Linked DNA regions of Homo sapiens: all the other regions are linked to region 7. Evidence: chromatin contacts called from ENCODE Hi-C or POLR2A ChIA-PET data. All regions are on one chromosome and are shown on one strand. Each heading gives the region's core, a stretch centred on a gene start or an enhancer-like site at or near the end of the contact. The rest is flanking DNA. Distances are from core to core; before and after follow the strand shown.

Region 1 (2,819 bases), core at 291-2,790, 300 kb before region 7:
GAGCGTGAACATGTGGATCAGTGTCCACATGCATGAATGGAGGACCCCTCTCTGTGTGGCACAATATCAGAAATGGAAGGAGAGAGGTAGTAGAGTACAAGTAGAATGTTCTGGTACAAAATTCCAAGGAATCCAAAAATTCTAAATTTAACCCAGGCCCCCAGGTCACTTAGGTAAATTTGTCGAGGCAGAAGGATAGAATCTGTTTTCTTTAGCAGTTTGTTAGCTTGCTTTATAACCTTTAACTATTTAGACATTTAGAATATGGCCCTCTATTTGCACTCTTTCACCAATTCCTGGCAGTAAGTATGTAATCAATGGCTGCATGCTAAGCTATAGATGCGAAGAGCAAAAAAGAGAATAACTCGCCTTTCAGACGAGTTATTCCTGAGGGCTATTCATGTATACTTTTAGTCACTCTCTATTCCAACACTTAAAGAAAACCACTAGAGACTCTGGACCACTACTGTCTTGATGAAAAGATAGAGGAGTCATTGGTGAGGATAAATCACTGCATCGTCTTTAATTTATTATTACTGCTTTTCACAAAAGTAGCTGGTAATTAGACCCATCTCTGTACCCTGTTCCAAAAGAGGGCAGCATTGCCACTAGCACATTCCTTCAGCTGTAAATGGCCAAGACCCTCTGCTGGAGTAAGAGTCATCCATTACTTTGGCACCTCCAGGCCAGATTCTTGTGATACATTCTATGTATGGAAAAGCAAGGCTTTACCAGCAGCATCAGCTCATACATGACACTCACGCTTGGCTCTCTTTGCTACTTGGAGCCATTTTGATATTATTTGCAACGTGGAATGGTTAGTCTGAGCCACACATTGTTTTTAGTAATTCCATAATGTGGGTAAAAGTACGTGTGTGTGTATACGTGATAGTGAATAGCAAAAAGCAAATATCCTCCTCCCGCACCCCACCTGTGGTATTGATATTTCCACTATGCTGGTAGGAGTGCAGGGGAAAATACCATTTAGATGTTCCTGGGATTGATATTAAGAATTTTCAGGATACCCCCAAACAACCACTTCAAAAGATGTGCACTTGGGTTCTCTTGCTCATATGAGGTCAAACTAATTGGATTACTTAAACACAGATAATGCAGAAGAGGAAGTTTGGCGGCTCATGATCAATTAAAACAGTTTCCTTCTCAATTTTTGATTTGGTTTGGGTTTCCTTTGCTTTGGACCTTGGCATTAGAACACACATAGAAACTGTGTCTTTATAATTCCCCTCAGGCTTTTCCTAGAGGTAAGCACTCTAACTGGGGATGGAGATTTTGGTTAATTTCTTAATTGGCTGTGTCCTGGTAATGGTTTTTGCAGGATAAAAGCTCTATTTGTATCTCAGTCATTATGGACAGTGAGTCAACTCAGGACTTTAAATGAGGTTTATTATCTTCAGAGATTAAGGCAGTATTTTCTGAGCAGATTTAACAAAAATGATCTTGCCTAATTAAAAGGCTTCACTGGGTAGTGTTCGTCAGAGAGCCCGGCTGCTGGCTGTTATTTCCTGTGTCAAACTTCCTCTTACCCCTCAAGTTTGTACATGAGACAGTTAGAGGGGCCGTGTCTCAGCTCTGCCACCCACGTCTCAGCCCACTCGCACTCGATTGGACAGAATGTTAAAGAAAACTCAGAACATAAATCTGGGTGGGGAGAGCTAAGAACTCTACATTATGTTCTGTCTCGTTTCTTTTTTTATAGCTCATCATAACCTATGCCTATTTTTCCCTTTGAATCTTTCATAGATTCCAGTCATAGGCCAGATTCAAGACTCAACCCCAATTATTGGGTATAAGAGACACAATAGGTATTCAATAAACATCGGTTGAATTGAATTAAATGGGATTGAAATTGGCCCCACTAAGACATAGATCTCTTAGGGGTTGTTTGGCTGCAAAAACCAGAAATCTAGATGACTAGCTAAAGCTAAACAAGAAAATTTACTGTAAGGATACATGGATTTCTTTATGAGAAAATGCAAAAGGAAGTGGAAACTTACCAGGAATGAAAGAGAATGCTGTTTATAATTGTAAGTGCTCTCATTTCTGAAGAATCGTTCTATTCTTCTCCCTCTCTCTCTCTTTCTCTCTCCCCTTTAAACTTTCTTGACTTAGTGTGCATGAGAGAAAATGGCATTCCAAACCCCACATAAACTCCTCTTTCAAATGCTTAGTATTTGTCAGCTATAGCCATTCTGTTCTCAACACATGGGTACTGGCTTTCTTTCAAGCTTTGACAGACATCATTGTCAAGCAGAATTTTTTCCACTGAGCTTGGATACTGCTTCACATTCTTTTTAATTCAGAGCTCCAGACAGCCATGACTAGTTGTTGAAATGGCCATCTCTGTTCTAATTCCTCTGTCAATGGGTAGTCCTTTAAATATTTTAAGATAGCTCTGGGGTCTTCTGTGAATATATAATTCTAAGGCTAATATCTCTAATTTCTTGAGTTCTATAACATGGTTTTGAACCTACATTTAAGTTGCAACAAAACCTCATTTAACTCATAGAAATTCAGTAATATTTGTGTTGCACCAAACAACAACAACAACAGTGAGGGAAGAATCCCCTATTCCTTTCCTCCCATTTACACTTGTAGGAGAGGAAAAACCTTTCTCTAATCTCCTAGATTCTGTAGCTGAGCCTGTGAATCAAGCAGACAAAAGACATATTAACAGGAGAAAAGCATACAAATTTTATTTGATGTAAATATTTTTATGTGGCATGAGGGGCTTCATAGGAAAGAAGCGAAAACCCCAAACAAGCAGTTAGACTCAGGGGTTATATACCATTTTAACAAAG
Region 2 (2,700 bases), core at 176-2,675, 420 kb after region 7:
TATCATAGAATTAGCAGTTAGAGCTGGTTTTATTGAGATGTTCTAAATGTTCTGCCCAGAATTAAAGATGTCCACCGTATATCTGAGTTGGATTACTGACAATCGCAACCCATCAGGCATTTCTATTTTTTTGCTCCAATATCGCATGCACTATCCAGTCCACAAATTACTTAGTTTTGGCCGGGTGCCGTGGCTCATGCCTGTAATCCCAGCACTTTGGGAGGCTGAGGCAGGCAGATTACAAGGTCAGGAGTTCGAGACCAGCCTGGCCAACATGGTGAAAACTTGCCTCTACTAAAAATAAAATAAAATAATTAGCTGGATGTAGGGGGTGCCTGTAATCCCAGCTACTAGGGAGGCTGAGGCAGGAGAATCGCTTGAACCAGGGAGGTAGAGATTGCAGTGAGTCAAGATTGCGCAACTGCACTCCAGCCTGGGCGACAGTGTGACACTCAGTCTCAAAAAAAAAATAAATAAGAAACAAAAATTACTTAGTTTTTACTTAATTGCTCCCTCACTTTTTAAAGTTGGCTCCAAGACCTGGTGATACCTTCAGATGTCATCAATAACTTGCTCTGTCATACTTCACTGAATATCAGCATCGATACAGTACAAGAAACATCAGGGTAAGTTGACATTTCATATTACATTATAATGAATTTCAAAACAATGACAAAAGGAGCCATGGAAATACAGGTAGTGAGCATGACCAAACTCTTCAGGAAGACATGGTTGAGATGGCATATGCAGAAAAAAGACTGGTAGTCAGGAGATAACAAATTTCTCTTGGCTTTTACAAAATCGTTGGGGTCAGACAGTTTCTAGGTCAATGAGTGACTGTCTTTGTAAAAGAAAGCTAAAAACTAACAGTTTTGAGTAACAAGAGTATCAAAACCCACCTTACAGATGTGAGCTTTCTACAGCGTACCTTACTTGGAAAATATGCACTAGGCAACACAAAAAGACAAAGTCATCAAGTCCCAAACAAGTACAGCTAGAGATCAGAAATACCTGCTGTATGTGCCAGTACCACAGAAAACCACCCATTTGTGAGGCCAGTCCCTCTCTGCTTGACCTCAGCCGCATTCTATCTGGGGATCTTGGTGACTGATAACAGAATACCATATTTCAGCTCCATGGCTCTCTTGGCTAGTTTTATGGCAACTCCCTGAGAGCAAATATTCCCCTTGAATTCCTACTTACTCATACCTATGAATTGAGGTTTTCTCCAATCCATTGACAATTTGCCTGAGTTTTTATATTTGGATGGATGTTTCATAAACAGAACTTATGGTTAATTCCCAGCCCTTTCACTAAATCTCACCCTGGATGTGATCTGTCAGATTATGGCACTACGGAGCAGCCAGACTATGCATCCAATATTGGCATTATGAAAACCTAAACTACTCCATCCCCTGAGGACAGCACATGACTTGGCATGTATTACTCAGTACACAGTATATACTTGGCAGATGAATTTCAAGAATGACACTGACAAAATGGGAGATATTTGGAGGAAGGAATGAACAGACTAGAGCTATTTTGTTTGGAGATGAGTCAGACGCTTGAGAGCTTCTTTCAAATAGCTAAAGAGTTGTCAGAAAGGGAAAAGTAAGATTTATGCTATAAACTCTAGGTCATTATGAGCTAATGATTTAATGTAGTATTTCCCATGCTAGAGTTCAATAGGAAGCTGTGATACTAGGAAAGAAAAAAAAATTCTATGGTCAAGGAAGTTTGGGAAATGTTGAATTAAATAGCTCTTATTTTCAGAAGTAAAGTTCTAAGCAAAAGCAAGACACAAATCACTCATTTATGAAAAGGTCAGAATTAACAAATACCTCCAGATGCTTGGTGAGAATAGCTCCAGCTTTAGGGGCTGCTTAAATTAGAGTGATGTTGAAACACAAGATATGTGCTGCGGTCTACACTGCAACTAAAATGAATGTGGACTGACGCAAGGATCTGGTCCACAGTGGTTCCTACCGAAAGTAGTCGATTTGAGTAAGCAAGTCTTCATCACTAATGCCAGGCCGAACCAAGTGCACTTTGTATACTGATTTCTAAATGACAAGGTTCTATTTTTATAGCTGGTATTCTTACCAGAAAAATATAACACTCATTATAAAGTTATTAAGTAATCCTTTTTTCCACACTTGCTAAACACCAACTGTGTGCTATATACTCCACTGAGAACTGGGGGAAAAAATGGAAAACGCCTGGTTGTACTTTATTTATCCTTGAGATGTGGAGGTGAGAAAGCTACAGAGGGAAAGCCAAACTAATCACTTTCATAGGAGTCAACTTATACGTCAAAGCGTACTGACATCCCTCAATCTTCAAATTTGTCTTTATCTCACTATATATCATTCTAATACAGTAACATAGTTAATAAAAATGATTTTGCACTTAAAAACCTAAGTACTTAAAGAGCTACCTAAAGGACCTAAAAATTGAGTCTTTCACTCCATGGTTACTATATTGTTCCTACTAGATTTTACAGTAGTACTATATCTGCTCGTAAGCATGAAGAATCAAATTTATAATTCATGATTGATAATGTGAAAGATGCTTTTGTCAAATAAAGCTACATAGTAAATAAATTTTTATAATGTCCAAGTTTTCGCTTAATCTCAAATGATCTGAAAAGAGGCATGCCTCTCTTCTTTCCTCTCTACCATCACTGTAATTTTTAATATT
Region 3 (2,822 bases), core at 136-2,635, 350 kb after region 7:
TTATTGTGAGTTTACTATATACTAGGCACTGTGCTAAGTGTTTTGCATAGAAAGTTTAAAATTCTGGCTTTTTTGTTGGCCCAATCATAAGTTTCATATCAGTTCAACATTCAAATTATATTAAGGTACTTAAGAAGAATCCCTGGCTAAATGTGAGGGGCAGTGCCACAGATGGACTGAAACTTTATGCTTATTGCACATTTATGCTATTATTATTTGTTGAATTATAGAACCAAGGGAGTGTGGAAGCCACTGGAAAAAATATGAGACTTAGATACATAATTTGAGTAAAAATGGCTCAAAGTCATGAGGGTAAAGTTTTTTGTATTTCCATTTTATTCGAGCGGCATCGTTTTTAAAAATCATTATGAATTTGACCCTATATAGATGTTTCCAAATAATTCTTTTTCACCTTCATAAAATTCCTTCCTGTGGCTGTGAGATGCCTTGCCTATCAGTTTTCAAGCTTAGTTGTCTTTCTCATCCTTTACCATTTTAGCTTTAAAAAACAAAAGTGACAATTAGAACTTCCTGCCTGCTGGGCCTCACTGAAAGACCGATATTGGCCTGATAAGGAGATATTTATTTTGTTTTAGTGGCTTCAGAAATCCCTCTCCCTCAGCAAGCTTTCCATCACGGCCCCCCCGTCAGCATCTTCCCTGATAGCGTTCTTCTCTGTGTTTATTCTGGGGCTTCAGGCTCGCCCAGGAGGAACTGATAACCGCTGGCAGGAGATAACATTCTCTAAGGGGCTCTCAAATTGGAATCGAATCCCTCAAGCCAGTCAGCCTAGAGAATACATTTAAAGGGTTCAGTTCTGGAGTTTCACAGAGTTCATTTCTAGACCTATCAGATAGCAAGTGTGGAGTTCTTTCTCAACTAAATTCAAGCAGAGACATTTTTTAGACGATGAAGGATATTTGCACAAAGGCTTCAGCATGATCCCCCAAACCTGCTGCCTCTGAAGGCATCTCCACACATTGACAGCCAATGCCTTCAGTGCGTTCCTAGGGCAGGTGTCCTGGCTTGAGTGACTGTCCTCCAATAATCAGAGCTCAAACTAAACATCGTATGTTTTACTTTTGGTTTCCAGGCAAGGCTGAGCAGGGAATTTTCAGTTTTCCCTGCCCAGATGGGTGTTTTTTCCTGAAGGCATCATTTATTGTGTAGCGAGGAGACAGGGCTGGCTGTGGCAGGGATAGTCTAGAACTGTCCTCATTGCTGCTGTTCCTAAATAGTATCTTTACCAAGTAATAACGTGCCGTCTTTGGGAATAAGTGCTTTCCTCTTAGCCTGTTCTGTTTTCTTGGGTGCGCTAAGTAATTGAACTGGCTCAGGAAGTACCTATTGTGGTTTGGCAGAGGTGACTGTCACGCCTTGTGACTCCAGGGGCCAGCACTGCTGGGATCCTGGCTAGACCAGACAGAGCCTTGGTGAAGTGCTTAGGCTGTCTGCACATCGCGAGGAAGGTGGTATTCACTTCGCTAAGCTCCTTGGCATAGGCAGTTTGAACAGGGCTTTATCAAATTCGTATTCAACAAGAGTAGAAGCGAAAATTGATGACTGTGTATTACTTGAAATGAGTCTTAATCTTTCACATTTAGTTCTCAGGGTATGCTGATTTCCTTTAGGTAAACCATGAACATCAGAAAGACTTTTATTAACCTATGACAGGGTCCCCACCCCAGTATTTTTCCACTCCATTAAAATGGAAGTTTTTTTTTTTTTTTTCTTTTTTGAGACAGAGTTTTGCTCTTGTTGCCCAGTCTGGAGTGCAATGGCACAATCTCGGCTCACCACAACCTCCACCTCCCAGATTCAAGCGATTCTTCTGCCTCAGCCTCCCAAGTAGCTGGGATTACAGGTGTGCGCCACCACGCCCAGCTAATTTTGTATTTTTAGTAGAGATGGGGTTTCTCCATGTTGGTCAGGCTGGTCTCGAACTTCCGACCTCAGGTGATCCGCCCACCTCGGCCTCCCAAAGTGCTGGGATTACAGGCAAGAGCCACTGCATCCAGCTTAGGCTATCTTACTCCAGCCTAAACAGCAATTTTCTATCATAAGGTCTGTACTAATGAAAACAGAATCACCCAAGGCTGCTGTTTGTTCTGTCTGTGCTGCCATTGTCCGCATTTTGCTGAGGAGGAAACGGAACTGCACTTTTGAGTGAGTGGCCCAGAGCCTTCTAGAATGAGAGTGCGTTGGAAGCCAGATATGTGGCGATTGTGTCGCCAGCTGTTACTCAGGTTTTCTCAAGAAGGAGGAGCAACTTTGGCAGTTTTGCTTCAGTTCTCTCTAGCCCTCTGTGTAATCGCCCCTTTTTCTTTATTTCAGCACAAACACAGAGCAGTCTAAAGCAACCGAGCACTGAGAAAAATGAACTCTGCCCAAAGAATGTCCCAAAGAGAGAGTACAGCGTGAAAGAAATCCTAAAATTGGACTCCAACCCCTCCAAAGGAAAGGACCTCTACCGTTCTAACATTTCACCCCTCACATCAGAAAAGGACCTCGATGACTTTAGAAGACGTGGGAGCCCCGAAATGCCCTTCTACCCTCGGGTCGTTTACCCCATCCGGGCCCCTCTGCCAGAAGACTTTTTGAAAGCTTCCCTGGCCTACGGGATCGAGAGACCCACGTACATCACTCGCTCCCCCATTCCATCCTCCACCACTCCAAGCCCCTCTGCAAGAAGCAGCCCCGACCAAAGCCTCAAGAGCTCCAGCCCTCACAGCAGCCCTGGGAATACGGTGTCCCCTGTGGGCCCCGGCTCTCAAGAGCACCGGGACTCCTACGCTTACTTGAACGCGTCCTACGGCACGGAA
Region 4 (2,909 bases), core at 296-2,795, 410 kb after region 7:
AACAGAATACCACAGACTGAGTGATTTACAATTAATAGAAATGTCTTGGCTCACAGTTCTGGAGGCTGGGAAGCCCAAGACTGAGGAGCTGGCACCTGGTGGCTACATCATCCCATGGCAAGAGAGCAAGAGAGTGAGAGAGCAAGAGAGTGAGAGAGCGAGACAGCGAGAGAGGGAGAGAGAGAGAGTGCGTGTGTGTAAAAGAGGGCCAAACTCCCTTTTTATAACCAACCTACTCCTGCAGTAACGGCATTAATTCATTCACTCTGCCCTCATGGCCTGATCATCTCTCATCAGGCCCCACCCCCGAACTCTGTTACAATGGGGATTAATTTTCCAATACATGCTTTTTAGGGGACATAGTCAAACCATATCAGGGGGACTTTAACCACCTGCACTTGAAGAGAAAAGGAGAGGGCACTGAATTAGGTCTGTACTTCCTTTCTGAGACTTTAGAAGATATCAAGAGACCTGGCTCACTCCTTTCCTCCAGCAGCCTGTTCAGCGTGGCCCTTGAGCTTGACTCACAAACAGCAGTGGAAAATAAGCAAGGGGAAGAACGTGCCTGCAGAGCCCAAAGTCAGCCTGTAGAGCTCAGGCTGGCAATCACTTTCACTCTGCTGCAGCAAGCACCCCTGGGGCTGCTGCCCAAGGATCAACGCAGCAAACCAGCAGGAAGTGGAATAGTCAGCAGAAAGGGTCAAGGAAACCTATCCTTTGTCAGACAGGAGCTTTATTTCCACTCTGGTCCACAGCCTCAAAGGGCAGCTGCCTCACAGGGAGAGTATTTGACCAAATCCGGTTTGCACGTTTGAAATAAGAACTCCATTTATTGCTCTCTGAAACCGAGTGCTAGAAGGCCCCATTCCCAGCAGCCTTGACACCCCCCGTCCCCTCCTACTGTGACAGTCCAGGTTGTTCCAGCTGCCCTGGCTGATGTCTGGCCCTCCAGGATGGATATGTGTCCAAGAAATCCCAGACCCATCCTCCACTTGGACGATTTTGCAAACCTTCACATAAGAACAGATTGCACAAGCGGTATGTGTGAGGGCTGACGGAAGAAAAAGGGAAGAGCTCTTTCTGCTTATGACTGGGACGCTGTTATTCATCAAGCTCTGGTGTTTCAAGTGAGTTTTGTGGATGAGGAGGCCAAGTCATGTCAGCACTAGAAACCTCCCTGGCCTCAGTCATATGTGCTACCCCACCTCTTCCCCACAGCCCCTGCCATTCCTTTATGAGGACCCTCCCTGTTTCGTGCTTTCACAGAGTAAAGCTGCTGTGAGTGGTGCCTTGAGTCACACCCAGCTCACACTGCCCCACAGAATCTGACACGAGGTCTGGGGTGAACTCTGTGGCCCTGGCCTCCATCTTCTGCCCTGCCCTTGCTTCCTGAGGTGGGCAGGAAGCGGGACTCGCGATGAGGGCTAGGCCCCGGCTTCTGGCAGTGGGGGAGTTTCTATCCTGCCCAAGGGGTTAGGGGAAGGAATGTTGGTCACATGAAATCCAGGGGCGGCTATGTAATGTGGGAGACAGCAAGCATCATGTTCCCACACTGTAAGTCATGATGACACTGTTAAAAACGACGGGTGGGTGGGGGAAAGTGAAAGAAAAAGAATAAGGGGGAACAGAAACCAAAGTGAGGCATACAGAGGCATCAAGCAAGACTAACGGCCAAGGTACGAAGAGAGGCCAGGGGAAGGGGTGGCCTGGAAGGGAGTCAGGAAAAGGCAGACGAATCAGACTGGGTAGGAGGAAAGGAATCAGGCCAAGGAAAACATAATGAGATGTGAAGAGAAGACACGATCATTTGGGGAGATGGCAGGGAATCTGCCACCAAGTACATCAACACAGGGTGTTGAAGGCCGGGGCCAAGAACACCTTTGGGGCATCACCCCAGTACAGCATGGAGCAGCACCTGACTGTGAAATCTGTGTCTCTGCTTGCTGGAGGCCTAACTAAATTCAGATGGAAAGGGTCTGTGAGACTCTTAGAAGAATAGAAAGGGGGATGGAAGTAGAGGGAAAAGACCAGAGAGACCCATCTGTGCTTCACAGCTCTTCACGAGTTCATTCCCAAGCAGGCTTTGCCTGTGGTCTTGTGGGTGATGCAAAAAATTAAGAAAATAAATAAAAATTTTAAAATAGGATCTTTGGCTTTTGTTCTCATAACCTAGGAGAGGGAACAGGTGCACATACACAAAGCACCAAGCAGCAACAATTTTATTGAGACTGTTCAGAGGACACAGTAACAGAATACTGGTTGAATGAATAAATGAAGACCAAAGAAAGGAAATGCAGAAAGGCTTTCTTGACCATGTCATTTGTCATTTTAAAAAATGCAGGAATTGGTCAGACGCGGTGGCTGACACCTATAATCCCAGCACTTTGGGAGGCCAAGGCAGGTGTATCACCTGAGGTCAGGAGTTCCAGACCAGCCTGGCCAACATGGTGAAACCCAGTCCCTACAAAAAAATACAAAAATTAGCCAGGCATGGTGGTGGCCATCTGTAATCCCAGCTACTTGGGAGGCTGAAGCGGGAGAATCGCTTGAACCTGGGAGGTGGAGGTTGCAGTGAGTTGAGATCGTACCATTGCACTCCACCTTGGGCCACAAGCATGAAACTCCGTCTCAAAAAAAAAAAAAAAAAAAAAAGCAGGAATTAAACAGTGTTGGTCAAAATGGATGAAAAATTCAAAAATGGACCAAGAAGGTACAATACCCAGGCTTGACAATAGCATAGCACAGGTTCTGAATCAAAGCAGAGAGCAGGAGGCATAGCTGCCAATTCTAGTCTTCTGGGTGAGCTGAATCTGCCTAGACATGGTATTTAACACCTTAAAAAAAATTTACCCCCTAGGAATCATATTTAGTATATAAAAGGCAACAAGGAAAGACTGGTTAGATGGCCC
Region 5 (2,700 bases), core at 39-2,538, 270 kb before region 7:
TAATCTATTAAGAAAAACTAACAAAAATGATTGCTGCTGCTTTTGGATCTTTGAGCGTAATTCATCTTGTTTGTTTAATGCACGGTGAAGAAAGCTGGTTAATGGAGGTTAATCAGCTTGGAACCTGCTCAAGGACAGCACGTTGAGGTTTGAGAAGGGTGCCCTATGCCATCACAGCAGTGCAAAATGCAACAAAAAACGTCTTGCAGCTCTCTGTTCAAAGAGTCATTGCATGATAAAAGAGAAGGCTACAGTCTGACTCATGATGTACTGAAATAATCTGATATCTCTGTTTGGCTTCTCTAAGAGCAGAATTTCATGGAGTCTGGGATCATTCTGAGGGGCATCCATTAAAATGTGAGTGTGAGTTTTGCTTTTTTTTTGGTCTGTGTGCAGATTTCTATACAGTTATATTCCTTATTCTTCTTTTGGGTTACAGGCCCCTTTGAGAATCTGATAAAAGCTATAAAATCCAGAAGAATGCACACACACAGAAGTTACACATCTTGTTAGGGAGCTCCACCAAGTCCCTGAAGCCTGTCTGTGAACCCCCTGTTGCACGTACAGACAAGACCTTGTCTGATTGATGAATTCATCTTGCATTTTTATAACCTTTCCAGGCTGCCTGCATTTTATTGGTGCTTTTTGGCAAGGGAGCCAAGACTCCTAAAAAAATCTACAAGCATGAGATTCCTTGAAATGGAGAGGTAACAAACAAAGAAAGGAACAAAGTTAAAAGCCCGAGAACCCCTAAGATTTCATTCCTTCAGGAAAATCTGTGTCATAAATCACTTCTCCAGGTGTCTATATTTGACTCTTAGTTGTTTGTGTGGGAGTCCTTCCCTTCACTTTGCTGCCTCCACCTGCTTTCTCCCTTCCTTCTCACCGACCCCAGCACAGGCACAGTGTTACCTGTTCTGTTCTGTTCTGCACCAGTGGGACAATGTTGCCAACTGCCTTCTCATCTAATTTGTGAAACCAGGTCTCTTTCCTCCAACATATACAATCTTGTGTCACAGGATATCTTCCTCTTTCTTTGGAAAAGATATCTTCAAGAAGATAAGTTCTGAACTCAATAAATATTTTCCTTTCTCAAACTAGTGATAGATATAGCCCATTGACTCATTTCAAATGCCAGAGATTGCACTTGTTTTCATCAGTACGAGTTTGCCCTTTATGCCTGTGAGGAGCTAAGTATAAGCCAGTTTCACACACCCCTCCCCTTTTAATTCAGCGCCTTGTCCATATCTCCACACCCCAAAATGAGCAGTGTCTGTACGATCTTACTGGCTCTTAACCTGAGGAAGAGAGACCTGTGGTCATCTCCTATTTAAATGTTTTCTCTTTAAGTGCAGTTTTCCAATATTCCACTAGTTGGGGCTCTATACAAAGGAAAGAAAAAGAAGGGGTTCCTGCAGAATTATTTACTAAGAAAACACAATATATGATACCGCTAAACTATTTTCTGAGGCCCTGGAAATAAGCGCGTTAATTTAATTTTTGTTCCTATATACCAACCATGAAGTTGTATTATATCGCTATATCAGACGTGCTTGCTTTGCTTACATTGGTTAGAGAAGTAAAACCAAGATTATCGCTTTTGATATGATTTGCAGGTAACCAGCTTACCCATTGCGTAGTTATTACAAAATATGAAATTATAAAGTGCGCAATGGAACATTTGCTACGCAAGTGGTAAGACCATCTTCTTTGTAAGATTTTTCTAGGACAGTCATCTTTTAAACCCTTGTTGTTTGATTGAAAGTCTTTCCAGTCTTGAGAATTTGATTTCTGTGTCAGCCTAGGACCAGAGTTTGGACAAGATGATCTAATATCGGTTCCCTCATGAACCGCTGGGAAACTGACTTGGTCCATGCTAACATTTGCTTCTCTCTCTCAGCTTTTACTTACTTTGTGTCAGGTTGAAAGATTACCTCGGACAGTCACAAATAATCCAAGTCTCCCAGTGCTTTGCTTACCCTTGCTTGTTGTAGGTTTGTTTATCCTGTCTTTCTCCACCTCCCCGGAGATCCTTTGGCAAATCTGATAAACAATTCCTTTTTCTTGCTCAAGGCAGAAAGTCCAATCGAATACAATGGGAGGCCAGACTTGGCTGAAATGCAGGCTGCAGGTGTTCTCAGCATTGTGGTCATCTAAACCAGATGCTGGGGGAGTTGAAGCACCTGCTTCCCTTCTCTGTGTACACTCCGGAGACTACCACTCCTGGGTAGGCTGGGCCAGAGAACCAGGCTGAAGTGAGCGACGTACATACTGCAGCATCCTTTTGACAGATAAAATGAGTTGCTCTAGAAACAATTTCTCAAAATTCCCCTTTAAGTCCTCAAACACATACAGGTTGATCTGCTATTCTCTCTCTCCCTTCCCTGATATGACACCACTATTCCTTCAACACACACACACACACATACACACACACACCTGACAACAGAGCCTGCTTCAAGCAGATACTCAGAGACTCAGAGGCAACTTTATTTTTCCCCGGATTATCTAGGAAGAAAAGACTGGCTGTGGACAAGATGGTGATGACTTTTATGGTTCCGATAACAATGAGACAGATGCCAAAAGGCTTGCATAGCCTCAAATTTTATGAACATTTCTATAGGTGTCATAAATCTCTGAACAATCCAGAGAGAACATTAAATCTTCTATCTTGAATGTTGAAGATTAATAAGAGTTCAG
Region 6 (2,700 bases), core at 106-2,605, 390 kb after region 7:
GAGCCTCAGATAGGCAGATTGGTAGATAGCTCTCTGTGTGTGTGTGTGTGTGTATATATATATATATATATATATATAATAATGATTTATTTTCTGATTACTTCTTTTTTTTTTTGAGACAGGGTCTGTTGCCCAGGCTGGAGTGCAGTGGCGTGATCTCAGCTCACTGCAACCTCTGCCTCCTGGGTTCAAGTGATTCTCCTGCCTCAGCCTCCCGAGTAGCTGAGATTACAGGTGTTTGCCACCACGCCCAGAAAATTTTCGTATTTTTAGTAGAGATGAGGTTTTGCCATGGTGGCCAGGCTGGTCTCAAGCTCCTGACCTCAGGTGATCTCCCTGCCTCGGCCTCCCAAAGTGCTAGGATTACAGGCGTGAGCCACTGCACCCGGACCCGTTTTCTGATTCCTTCTATAATTTATTTCAGAAGAAAATTTGGAAAACATTCAATGAAGAAAATTTGGAAAATACAGAAAAGCACAAAAGACGTGAAACCCCCTGGAACCTTCCCATCTAGCAGTAGAGATCCAGAGGCTGAATGGTGGCTGGCTGTTGAGCCAGAAGCCCTGCAGGAGGGTGGGAGAAGCATGCAGCAAGCCTCACCCCTTTACTGGCTCTGGCATCAATGACCAGTAATTGGACTTTTCTGGCCCACAGTTTCATCATCTGTGGAGGGGGGATATTACACAGACGGATTCTAGGGTCTTATCGGCCCAAGCATTTGAGAGAGTGTCAGATTCCAGGATAACAAGCCTGAAACAAGACATGGAGAACTCCTCAATGCTAGCCAGTGGCTAAAGGAGCTTCAGGTCAGATGTCCATGCAGAGACCATGGGGTTTCTGAAAGTGTCTGCTTTGCTAGAACATATTAAGAAGCTGTTTAACGTATCTTTGCACATCCTGCCAGGTGTCTGGAGTCTGTTGCAGTCACCTCATATGTCAGAGGGCACTGTTCAGCCCGGGGCTCGGGCGAGCTGGAGTGAACTCTGGCCTTGCCACTAGATTCTAGAGCCCCTGGGGCCTTATACAAGGCTCATCATGTCCCTGACCCTCAGGTTTCCCATCTGCAAAATGGGGAAAATAACATCTGCCTTCCCCAGCTGACAGAGTTGCTATATCAAAGGAACAAATATACATAGAGGCATCTATAAGAAAATATCAAGCCCCCAAAACATGTAAAAGAGATCCTTGCAGAAGTGAATCCATCCTCATGGAATTTTACTAAATGAAAAGTGGGGCTTCATTTCAGGTTGCATGCTGTCCTCAGACAGAGATGGCAGTCTTATCACCATCAGCGAGCACTCAAGTAAACATCAGTGAACTTACTAAACAGGTGAATGGGAAATAGAGAGGCAGTTTCAAACCCTGGCTTTCGGTAAATGTTAGCCTTACAGCCACAAAGTAGGCAGTGCTTTGACAGCAGGTGGGAGATGAGGAGAGAAGGTTTCCTGGCCCTTCACCTTGGTCACTGACTCAGTGTGAAACAGCGCCTGCAGGGAGGAGGGGAGTTCTCATCCTGGTTCTCAAATCAGCCTGCAGCCACAGTGGGAGCAGTGAGCCGAGTTCAGGGCTGAGGATGACTAAACAGCCTCCTCATCATTAATAACAATAATACTTGGCATTTATCTGGTTCTTTATGTTTTCAAAGTGCTTTACAATCATTAATTAGTTAACTAGCATGCACCACCACCCCGACGTCTGCCTGCTGTGCTGAGCAGACAAAAGAGCCCGGTGGGACCTGCCTGTCTGCCCGGGGATTGCAGAGCTGGGGGAAAGTGAAGGCTGGGGTGTGTGGGGAGGGGAGTCAGTATTAACATCAAGGACCAAATTCGGAAGGAGATAGTTACAAGTCCGTGCCAATAGACATGGGTGTGCATGTTCCTTGAGAAAGGATGTCAGGCACACAGGCAGGGACCTGGTCAACCTTTGGAGAGCTGGCTTCCATTCTGAGTGGGTAAGGATGCTGCCTTACAGGGGGCTTAGCATTCCCGTAAAAACTGACTGCTCTGGTCCCTGCCTAGAAAAGTAATATAGGACATTGGTTGCAACTGTGCCCTGAACAGCTGGCTTCAAACCATGGTAGAAGATAAATTCCCCTGCTCTTTGGAATGCTGGTGTATTTTTGGTGCTGTTTTTCTAAACTATAGGGTTCTGCACACGGCTGAGATCCAAACCTGTTGGAACTGTTTGTCTAACTTGCACTGGATACATAGAGATTAAATTCACTGCAAAGGGTTAAACACACGATGTCTCCTGGACACTCACTAGTGATGTTGATGCTGATGCTGATGCTGATGGAGATGGCGATTGGTCAACTGAGGTGAGCTTTCCCTCCTTCGCCTGTCTCCCAAGCTTTAAAATGGCAGGATACAATACAACTAAGCAATTTGGCCTAGGTGAGGTAGCAGAGCCCACAAACAAGTGTATTAAATGAAACTGGACATACTGATTGTCACTACCTAGTTACATGGAAATCTGATAGCTATTGTACTTAGAGAGTAGAGAAACCAAAGTCATAAGCCAAATAAGTGACCAGAAGAAAGCGATTAGTCATCTTTCTTCATGAGTGATCACAATGCCTCTGAAGCTTCTCCAGCTGCAACTTGCAATTTAGGGCCCTGTCTAATGACAGGGTGAGTTCCTCTTATTGATCTCCAGGCTTCTTGGGTAAATTAAATGGCAGGTACACAAAGAGGTGAGGGA
Region 7 (2,922 bases), core at 222-2,721:
TGGGACACAGACTCCTCCATGAGCAGGGAGGGAGCTCTCAAGGATGTTGTTTGTGGCATGGAGGCAGCTCAGAGATTCAGAGGAGAGGTACACAAAAACTAACAGCCACACCGGAAAGGAGCATAGCGCGTAGTCAAATGACTATGGAGTCCAGAATCAGACCAGGGTTTTAATCCTGGTACCACTGCTTTCTCAAACTAGTAATGTCAGCTCTGTGAGCCTCAGTTTTCTCATCTGTATCATAGGAATGATGTTTCTGTTGTGAGAATTAAATGACATGATGTATGTAAAGTCCCAGGCCTATTCTAGACATCCAATAAACAGTAGTTATACTCAATGAAGAAAGCACCAAAAAAGACATACTTGTCTCCCCTGGAGAAGTTCAGAGGAGGAATCACCAGTGCACAGCCTTGAAGAATCGGAAGGAGTTCCAATTGGGGATGGAGGGAAGGTAGAAGAAACCACATGGGTGGGACACGTAGTTGGACACTAGAGGCCAGAGTGCCTGGGGGCGGGTGTGAGAGAAGAGGCTGCAGCGCCAGGTCCTGAGGAGATGCCTGCCATGTACAAAAGCTACATCTGCCTTGACCAGAAAGTGGTGGGAGTTTTAAGCAGCAGCCTGCCAGGAACATGATTAGGTGATAATAGGTAACACTCATGCAGCCAACCCCTAATTAGAGCTTCCTATAGGCCAAACACTATTCTAAGCCCTTTACATATATTAACTGAATTCTCACATAATCCTTTGAACTAAGTACTAAGGAAACTAAGGCAGAGAGAGGTTAATGCCTGGGCAACCTGGCGAAACACCATCTCTACAAAAAATACAAAAAGTAGCCAGGTGTGATGGTGCATGCCCATAGTCCCAGCTACTCCAGAGGCTGAGATGGGAGGATTGCTTGAGCCTGGGAGGCGGAGGCTACAGTAAGCTGAGATCACACCATTGCAATACAGCCTGGACAACAGAGTTAGACCCTGTCTCAAAAAAAAAAAAAAGTTCCCAAGGACATATCATCCTAACTCAGTGTGCATTTACATGGATAAGGCTGAGAGGAAGGAAGTTTGGAGAGAAGACAGATTGGAAAAGAGAAGGCACTAGAAATGAGTTAGGAGGGAAGGTCCAGATGGGAAATGAACGTGCCAGAATTAAGGTTGTAGGGAGGAAAAGAAGAGGTTACGCTTAATGGAAAATCCAGGGTTCAGGGAACCTAGTGACCAGTTGGATGTGGAGACAAGTAATTCCTTTGGGAAAGATTTTGTGAATTTAGTTGGTCTGTTCTCCTCTTTGAAATATTTTTATAACACTCCTTTCCAAGGGGGTGACTTTACCAGAATGACAGCTTGCACTTTCACCAATGTCCATTCACTGGTTCCTAACCCTGAAATCTAGCCAACTAAGGTATTAGGACTTCAAAAAAAAATCAACATGGTGGTGTGGTTTTCACCTTGAAATGGGGTATTTACTCCTCCTCTAACAATAGACATGTTGTTTCTGTCTTCTAGGAGTTTCACTTTGATGTGTCAAAGGAAATGCCATGAACTCTAGGGGAGAGTCATCACTGCGTGAATGCAGGATAAACAGCAGGTGTGGCTGGGGCTTTAGGACAAGTGCCAGTCGTCCTATTCCATTTTTAGAGATAAAAAAAAAATGAATGTTTCAAGTGCTTTGGTTTTCAGGAGTCAAAGACAGCTTTCAAAAGAGTCCACGAATAGAAGCCCAACATTTCAGAGTGAAGCTGCATGACAGAGACACTTCTTAGTGTCTCCATGATCATGATTAGGAAGCCGAAACCAACACACTCTTCTTTGCATCACTTGGGTGAAGCAGGTGGGAGGCAGATGTCCTGCCTGCACACCTGGGTAGGTTGAAGGCAGCTCTTTAATTTGAACATTGAGCAATCACCTTCCCTTTTAGAACCTTGCAAATTAAATTTGCCCTAGGAACAAGTAAACAGATGATCTGGCAAAAGCCAGGTCCAGGGACCGGAAAGAGATCATAATATTAATAATAACCCCTTACATTTGCATTGTTTCTGTATCCTTCACACAGCGGTCCCAGTGAAATGATCATGTGCTTATTCTTGTCTTCACTGGAAAGCTAAGGAGTCTAGGGCTTAGAGAACTGTCTTGCCCCAGGTAATAGCAAAATAGAGGCAGAGCGGAGACAGGTTTTCTGACGATAAGCCTAGTGTTTCTGCCAGCACACCATCAATAAGCAGATTGTAATGGCTTTGGTTCTTCTAGCAACAGAATCTTCTTTTTTTTTTCTTTTTCTATTTTACTTTAAGTTCTGGGATACATGTGCAAAACATGCAGGTTTGTTACATAGATACACATGTGCCATGGTGGTTTCCTGCACCTATCAACCCATCATCTAGGTTTTAAGCCCTGCATGCATTAGGTACTTGTCCTAATGCTCTCCCTCCTCTTACCCCCACCCCCCAACAAGCCCTGGTATGTGATACAGAATCTGTGACAATAGAAACCTCTTATTCCTGGGGGGACCCTACTCCCCTACTTAGGAATGGACTTGTTATGTAGGATGTAGGTCTCCTCCATTTGGTTAAAGGATAGACAGATGGCTGATCTGAGTTGGGCCAAGCCTCAGTTTTCCCCAGTCCTCCTCATCTTTCTCTCTTGGAGAAAGAAGCTGTCTTCCTCCTGAGGTTGTGAAACTGGGAAGCTTAAGCAGCCTCTGGCCCTCATACTCACCAGGGAGAAAGACTTTTAAAAAGATGGAGCCAAAAATGAATCGTGTTTAAGCTTTTGATTCTAGCCATGTCAGAAACTAGTTCTACTTTTGGACTGTTTAGTTATATTAACTAATTAATTACTTCTATTGCTTAAGCTAATTTGAGTGTTTTGCTTTGTCTTTTTTGGTTTGGTCACCTTCAACCAAGAGTCCAAACCAACAGATGCCCA

Evidence for each region. A loop is a pair of places that touch in the nucleus more often than their neighbours do. ChIA-PET counts read pairs that join two places held with the same protein, here RNA polymerase II (POLR2A). Pooled maps may share reads with other maps.
Region 1: a loop to region 7 is called in a pooled map, with 2.2 times the contacts of the local background. The contact joins two enhancer-like sites. A Hi-C loop is called at or near these places in 1 of 168 maps with a recorded cell type or tissue (breast epithelium), 5 of 37 single-sample maps with no recorded cell type and 3 of 50 pooled maps.
Region 2: a map with no recorded cell type shows a loop between it and region 7 (9-fold over the local background). The contact joins two enhancer-like sites. A Hi-C loop is called at or near these places in 7 of 37 single-sample maps with no recorded cell type and 6 of 50 pooled maps. POLR2A ChIA-PET finds 5 or more read pairs at or near these places in 1 of 52 experiments (K562).
Region 3: a loop to region 7 is called in a map with no recorded cell type, with 8 times the contacts of the local background. The contact joins two enhancer-like sites. A Hi-C loop is called at or near these places in 4 of 37 single-sample maps with no recorded cell type and 8 of 50 pooled maps. POLR2A ChIA-PET finds 5 or more read pairs at or near these places in 1 of 52 experiments (GM12878).
Region 4: a loop to region 7 is called in a map with no recorded cell type, with 9 times the contacts of the local background. The contact joins two enhancer-like sites. A Hi-C loop is called at or near these places in 9 of 37 single-sample maps with no recorded cell type and 9 of 50 pooled maps.
Region 5: a map with no recorded cell type shows a loop between it and region 7 (7-fold over the local background). The contact joins two enhancer-like sites. A Hi-C loop is called at or near these places in 2 of 168 maps with a recorded cell type or tissue (GM12878 and GM13976), 10 of 37 single-sample maps with no recorded cell type and 7 of 50 pooled maps. POLR2A ChIA-PET finds 5 or more read pairs at or near these places in 2 of 52 experiments (GM12878 and Panc1).
Region 6: a loop to region 7 is called in a pooled map, with 6 times the contacts of the local background. The contact joins two enhancer-like sites. A Hi-C loop is called at or near these places in 4 of 37 single-sample maps with no recorded cell type and 4 of 50 pooled maps. POLR2A ChIA-PET finds 5 or more read pairs at or near these places in 2 of 52 experiments (OCI-LY7 and common myeloid progenitor, CD34-positive).

What each region holds. Positions count from the first base shown.
Region 1 is chr6:105,451,976-105,454,794 of GRCh38, forward strand. No RefSeq gene overlaps it. Among named protein-coding and RNA genes, the nearest start is that of PREP, 50 kb to the left of the region's middle. Within about 2 kb of position 1,541, at least 8 of the 41 ENCODE cell types and tissues checked have a DNase peak (open chromatin) inside an H3K27ac peak, as active enhancers do.
Region 2 is chr6:106,180,711-106,183,410 of GRCh38, forward strand. No RefSeq gene overlaps it. Among named protein-coding and RNA genes, the nearest start is that of PRDM1, 96 kb to the left of the region's middle. RefSeq lists a silencer at 1,875-1,924. Within about 2 kb of position 1,426, at least 3 of the 41 ENCODE cell types and tissues checked have a DNase peak (open chromatin) inside an H3K27ac peak, as active enhancers do.
Region 3 is chr6:106,102,491-106,105,312 of GRCh38, forward strand. PRDM1 (PR/SET domain 1) reads left to right here. Exons shown (of 7, transcript NM_001198.4): 5 at 2,335-2,822. Among named protein-coding and RNA genes, the nearest start is that of PRDM1, 18 kb to the left of the region's middle. RefSeq lists an enhancer at 2,284-2,822. Within about 2 kb of position 1,386, at least 8 of the 41 ENCODE cell types and tissues checked have a DNase peak (open chromatin) inside an H3K27ac peak, as active enhancers do.
Region 4 is chr6:106,163,031-106,165,939 of GRCh38, forward strand. No RefSeq gene overlaps it. Among named protein-coding and RNA genes, the nearest start is that of PRDM1, 78 kb to the left of the region's middle. RefSeq lists enhancers at 175-1,021, 483-562, 1,022-1,868, 1,293-1,392, 1,413-1,462 and 1 more. Within about 2 kb of position 1,546, at least 21 of the 41 ENCODE cell types and tissues checked have a DNase peak (open chromatin) inside an H3K27ac peak, as active enhancers do.
Region 5 is chr6:105,483,508-105,486,207 of GRCh38, forward strand. No RefSeq gene overlaps it. Among named protein-coding and RNA genes, the nearest start is that of PREP, 82 kb to the left of the region's middle. Within about 2 kb of position 1,289, at least 3 of the 41 ENCODE cell types and tissues checked have a DNase peak (open chromatin) inside an H3K27ac peak, as active enhancers do.
Region 6 is chr6:106,144,401-106,147,100 of GRCh38, forward strand. No RefSeq gene overlaps it. Among named protein-coding and RNA genes, the nearest start is that of PRDM1, 59 kb to the left of the region's middle. Within about 2 kb of position 1,356, at least 4 of the 41 ENCODE cell types and tissues checked have a DNase peak (open chromatin) inside an H3K27ac peak, as active enhancers do; they include OCI-LY7, where a contact is called at or near this core.
Region 7 is chr6:105,756,165-105,759,086 of GRCh38, forward strand. No RefSeq gene overlaps it. Among named protein-coding and RNA genes, the nearest start is that of LINC02836, 130 kb to the left of the region's middle. Within about 2 kb of position 1,472, at least 4 of the 41 ENCODE cell types and tissues checked have a DNase peak (open chromatin) inside an H3K27ac peak, as active enhancers do; they include OCI-LY7, where a contact is called at or near this core.